Regions from separate parts of the Homo sapiens genome. Here region 1 is linked to region 2. The links are chromatin contacts, found by Hi-C or POLR2A ChIA-PET in ENCODE. All regions are on one chromosome and are shown on one strand. The core of a region is the stretch at or near the end of the contact, and the rest is flanking DNA. Distances in the headings are between cores, read along the strand shown. Region 1 holds the start of FOXS1 (forkhead box S1). Region 2 holds the start of ID1 (inhibitor of DNA binding 1).

Evidence for each region. A loop is a pair of places that touch in the nucleus more often than their neighbours do. ChIA-PET counts read pairs that join two places held with the same protein, here RNA polymerase II (POLR2A). Pooled maps may share reads with other maps.
Region 1: a pooled map shows a loop between it and region 2 (2.9-fold over the local background). The contact joins the promoter of FOXS1 here to the promoter of ID1 in region 2. A Hi-C loop is called at or near these places in 1 of 50 pooled maps. POLR2A ChIA-PET finds 5 or more read pairs at or near these places in 3 of 52 experiments (HCT116, HEK293 and K562).

Annotation. Positions count from the first base shown.
Region 1 is chr20:31,844,241-31,846,940 of GRCh38, forward strand. FOXS1 (forkhead box S1) reads right to left here and starts at 1,364. Exons shown (of 1, transcript NM_004118.4): 1 at 63-1,364. The coding sequence starts at 1,302. The coding sequence ends at 310. It also overlaps a transcript of DUSP15 not described here. RefSeq lists an enhancer at 748-1,305.
Region 2 is chr20:31,603,878-31,606,577 of GRCh38, forward strand. It overlaps ID1 (inhibitor of DNA binding 1), which reads left to right and starts at 1,412. Exons shown (of 2, transcript NM_002165.4): 1 at 1,412-1,936; 2 at 2,176-2,633. The coding sequence starts at 1,511. The coding sequence ends at 2,217. It overlaps LOC105372588 (a long non-coding RNA gene), which reads right to left and starts at 1,318. Exons shown (of 2, transcript XR_936669.2): 1 at 1,226-1,318; 2 at 814-1,068. RefSeq lists enhancers at 36-874, 610-789, 1,179-1,849, 1,850-2,519, 2,566-2,700.

The DNA of each region.
Region 1 (2,700 bases), core at 114-2,613, 240 kb after region 2:
CCACCCCCACATACAAGCAGGCACCCTGGCCCTCAGCCCCCAGCCATCAGGCAAGCTGACCCTCATCATCACATGGCTTTATTGGCCCTGAGAGCCACAGAGTAAATCCCAAGAGGCCCTGCTTCCCCTCACCCCCAAGTTTGTCCGGAGGCCCCAGGGGCCTGGCTGAGCACCGCTTCAATCCTGGCTTTCTGTGTGGTTGTCCTTGGCTCACCAGGGCTGGGTCCTTCGAGAGTTCTTCAGGTCCTAGAGCCAGGCTCAGCCCGGAGGGTGAGGGACCTGCAGGGACTGCCCGAGGTGAGGCTGCCTTTACTCAAAGAAGAACATTCCTGGCGTCCGGTATAGGCAGGGGGTCAGCCCCAATGGGTAGCCGGAGCCTCCCTGGACAGGGAAGCCACCTGCAACCCAGGGTTCCTTGTGGTCAGTTGGCAGGGGCAGTGGGGCCCGGAGTGAGCCTGGAGGGGTGGGTGGTGCAGGGGAGGGGGCTGCTGAGGCCAAGAGGTGCTCAAGGCCTGGGTCAGCCCCCATGCAAAAATTCAGTGCCTGCAGCCGACACTGGTAGCTGCTCCCGATGCCTGATTCCGGGGACAAGACGGGCGTAGGGGCCTTATTAAAACTCTCAGCCTCTGAGAAGCCGGCAGGAAAGCCAAACGCTGGGCATGAGGAAGATGAGGTGGCCACGGGGAGCTCCCCTGGGCATGCAGGCTTGGGCGTGGAAATCTCTTTGGGCTCCATGGGTGGCCGAGGCCTGCCATCAGTGGTTGCTGGGCACATACTGGCTGGCATGGCCCCCACCAGACCCCCAAAGCTTAGGCCCTTGGGATCTGGCAGCTCTGGTGGGAATGAGCACTGCCTGCCGGTCGTGGCGTTGGGGACTCCTGGGTCCTGGCTGGTCGCCCTGAGGGGTCCACGGCGTGCCTTGGCGGGGCCCCGGGTGCCCTCAGCACCTGTCTGCCGGGTGAAGCGGCGGCGGCGGCGTAGGAAGCTGCCGTGCTCAAACATGTCGTGGCAGTCAGGGTCCAGCGTCCAGTAGCTGCCCTTGCCTGGCTTGCGGTCATCGCGGGGCACCTTGACAAAGCACTCGTTGAGTGACAGGTTGTGGCGGATGCTGTTCTGCCAGCCGGGCCGGTTGTGGCGGTAGAAGGCGAATCGGCCCATGATGTAGCGGTAGATGCCACTGAGGGTGGCCCGCTGCCCCGGTGAGCTCTGGATGGCCATAGCAATAAGGGCGATGTAGCTGTAGGGAGGCTTGGTTGGCTCAGTTGTGGGGGCGCCAGGCCCGGGCAGAGGCTGCTGCTGCATGCTGGCCGGGCTGCCAGGCTGCTGGGACCTGCTGGGTCAGGCTCAGCTTCCAGGGCTGGCGTCCGGAATAGCCTGCCCAGGCTGGTTAAAAGGTCCACTGGCCCAGCCTCCCAGCCTGGAAAGGCAAAAAGGGGTGGGTCTGCTGAGCCATCCTCCCCTCCTCCCTCGCCCCACTCCCACAAGGCCCAAAAGAGGCGGGCAGGAGAGGCCAGTAGTGGGAAGCCGAGCAGCTGCCAGGGATGAGGAGTTGGGAAGGAAGGGACTGAGACCCTCAGCCCACGTGTGCTGGGTGGTGGTGGCTGGGGAGGGACAGGATGTGAAACTGAGCGGGACAGAGACAAAAACAAAATGAGACAGAGGCAGAAACATATGAAACAGAGACAGGGAAAAAAGAGATAGAGACAGAGAGAGGTAGAGACATCACAAGAGGGAGAAAGAGGGAGAGACAAAGATAAGACAGAGGCAGACACAACGGACAGAGACACCCAGAGCCTCTCAGACACTCACAGAGAGACACACAGACATACACGTACAGACACACAGAGACACACAGACATACACGTACAGACACACAGAGACACACAGACACAGACACACACACAGACACACACACACAGACATAAGCACACACACACATATACACAGAGACAGACACACACAGACACATAGGCATACACACAGACACACACACAAGCACATACACAGACACACAGAGACATACACACACAGAAACACAGAGACACAGACACAGACACACACACACACACACACACACACACACGTAGTATACGGAGAAAGTGAGAATCACTGAGCAGGCAGAAACAAGGAAATCCACAAAGCCAGAGAGAAAGGAGATACTGAGAGACACAGGTGCAAACACAAGGAGTGAAAGGAATGAATAGAGAGAGAGAGAGAGAGAGAGAGAGAGAGAGAGGAGAGAGAGGCAGGGCCTGAGCCCAGTCCCCCTAGAGTGAGAGAAGCCCCAGGGGCTTCTCTAATCCCTACCTCTACTCCTGCTTTTCCCTCTTCTCCCAGGCCTGTGGTCTACTGCCTTCTCCTGCGGTGCAGAGGCCTTGGGGCCACACCACTCCTACCCCATCCTCCTAGCTCTGGGGTGTCTGCAGGGAGGGGCACCTAGGATGGTAAGGAGAGCCCATGAAATTCAGTTCTGCTGCATCCCTGTCGCCCCCTAGTGACTGGTGTGGGAAGGACAGCTATCTGGGGAGAGACATTCTCCCTCCCAAGAGGCACCTCAAGACCTTGGCTGAGCCTCAGTTTCCCCATCTCTAACATGGAGCTGGTGACTCCTCAGCTGTCCAGGCCATGGTGGGGAGGCAACAGGTTCCCCTTACACAGAATGCAGCACCCTCATCAAGAGCCTAGTATGGAGTAGGGATA
Region 2 (2,700 bases), core at 162-2,661:
ATAAATGAAAAAAGATGATCAAGACAAACTCTTCATACAGTGCCCGCTGTACAAAGTAAGAAATTAATAATGGTCACGTTTGTGATTATTATTTAAACACCAAGCAGATATTAAATATTAGGGCTCAGAGAGGGCATGCGACCCGCCTGAATTCACTCAGCTGCAGAGCTGGAAAGAGAACTCAGGCCTTTTTCCCCACGCTGGAAGGGGTAGCTGGGGCGGAGAGGTGGGGGGAGCGGTGAAGAAACCCCAAGCGGCCCAAGCTGTGGGTCTGGGTTGGGAGACTCGCAGGTGTGGGGCGGGGAGGTAAGGTGACCCTTGCTCAGCGACCGCGCCCGCAAGAAACGCATTCCCAGGCCTCCCGCCCGGGGTCTGCAGGTGACGGGCTGGGGGGAGCACGGGAACTAGCTAGACCAGTTTGTCGTCTCCATGGCGACCGCCCGCGCGGCGCCAGCCTGACAGTCCGTCCGGGTTTTATGAATGGGTGACGTCACAGGCCTGGCGTCTAACGGTCTGAGCCGCTGGTTCAGACGCTGACACAGACCGGCCCGGGAAGGGAGGGGGGAGACTGTAGCTCCGCAGCTGCCGCGCCGTGGGAGGGAGACCCTGCTCTGAGGTCTTTGAGAAGAAAATTTAAAAAGCAGCCAAAAATGGGAAAAAACATTAAAAAATCACGAACTGTTGCAGGTTCAGGAAATTTTTGCAAGGAGCTGCAAATTCAAGGTGGAATCGAATGCAGCCTCACTCCACTGCGCTCTATCTAGTTCACTTCCCAGCCACCCAGCCCCAAACTTACTAGACTTTCCCGAATTAATTGCTCCCACCCGGGAGGGATCTGGGTAGGCCCTCCGGGTCTCAGGAACACGAACAGCAACATTATTTAGGAATTGAGAAAGCCCAGGGGAGCAGATGTAAAGGAGCGCCCGCTTTAAATTTCGGTCCTGATATTTGTAGATCAGGGTCCGAGAAGCATCTTCCAAGAGGGTCCGGAAACCCAGGCTCTCTGGGCTATCCAGAGCCAGCCGCTTCTCCGTTCGGGCCTCAATTTCTCTCATCTGTGAAATGGAGCTGGAGAAGTGAGAAAGTGAATATGGGAAAAACTGATTCCTGAGGTCTTTTCATTATAAGGCAATGCCTGCTTAGCTTCCTTGCCTCCTTCCAGAGGAGCCCAGTGCGGCCCTCGCCTCTACCCGCTGCCCTGCCCGGTGCCCTGCCACCGACCCACCCTTGCTGTTCTGAAACCCGGGTCGTCTTTCCACACTGCGAGCAGGCACTAGACGAGCAGGAGGCTGGACCTAGGAGCGCGGGTCACGCCCCCATGCCGCCCATTGGCTGCTTTTGAACGTTCTGAGCCCGCCCCTCCGGGGGCCGTGGCGTGTTTATAAAAGACAAGCTGTGGCTCCGCACTCTCATTCCACGTTCTTAACTGTTCCATTTTCCGTATCTGCTTCGGGCTTCCACCTCATTTTTTTCGCTTTGCCCATTCTGTTTCAGCCAGTCGCCAAGAATCATGAAAGTCGCCAGTGGCAGCACCGCCACCGCCGCCGCGGGCCCCAGCTGCGCGCTGAAGGCCGGCAAGACAGCGAGCGGTGCGGGCGAGGTGGTGCGCTGTCTGTCTGAGCAGAGCGTGGCCATCTCGCGCTGCGCCGGGGGCGCCGGGGCGCGCCTGCCTGCCCTGCTGGACGAGCAGCAGGTAAACGTGCTGCTCTACGACATGAACGGCTGTTACTCACGCCTCAAGGAGCTGGTGCCCACCCTGCCCCAGAACCGCAAGGTGAGCAAGGTGGAGATTCTCCAGCACGTCATCGACTACATCAGGGACCTTCAGTTGGAGCTGAACTCGGAATCCGAAGTTGGAACCCCCGGGGGCCGAGGGCTGCCGGTCCGGGCTCCGCTCAGCACCCTCAACGGCGAGATCAGCGCCCTGACGGCCGAGGTGAGATCCAGATCCGACCACTAGATCATCCTTATACCGACGGGGAAACGGAGGCCAGAGAGGGCGTGGGCGCTTGCACCACTTCCGTCCCATCCTTGCGGGTACCTGGCTATGCGGGGGTGCCTAAGGAGCCTGGAAAAAGCGCTCCCCCGTCGTGCTTCCTGGGGAAGGGGGCGTTCGCTGCGCTCGGAGCGGCGTCCCTTCCAACCCGCCGGTCTCATTTCTTCTCGTTTTCACAGGCGGCATGCGTTCCTGCGGACGATCGCATCTTGTGTCGCTGAAGCGCCTCCCCCAGGGACCGGCGGACCCCAGCCATCCAGGGGGCAAGAGGAATTACGTGCTCTGTGGGTCTCCCCCAACGCGCCTCGCCGGATCTGAGGGAGAACAAGACCGATCGGCGGCCACTGCGCCCTTAACTGCATCCAGCCTGGGGCTGAGGCTGAGGCACTGGCGAGGAGAGGGCGCTCCTCTCTGCACACCTACTAGTCACCAGAGACTTTAGGGGGTGGGATTCCACTCGTGTGTTTCTATTTTTTGAAAAGCAGACATTTTAAAAAATGGTCACGTTTGGTGCTTCTCAGATTTCTGAGGAAATTGCTTTGTATTGTATATTACAATGATCACCGACTGAAAATATTGTTTTACAATAGTTCTGTGGGGCTGTTTTTTTGTTATTAAACAAATAATTTAGATGGTGGTAAAGTTGTAGTGACTTCTTGGGTTGAGGGGAGGGGCCTGGGCTGGGGGTTGACCCCTGACCCTCT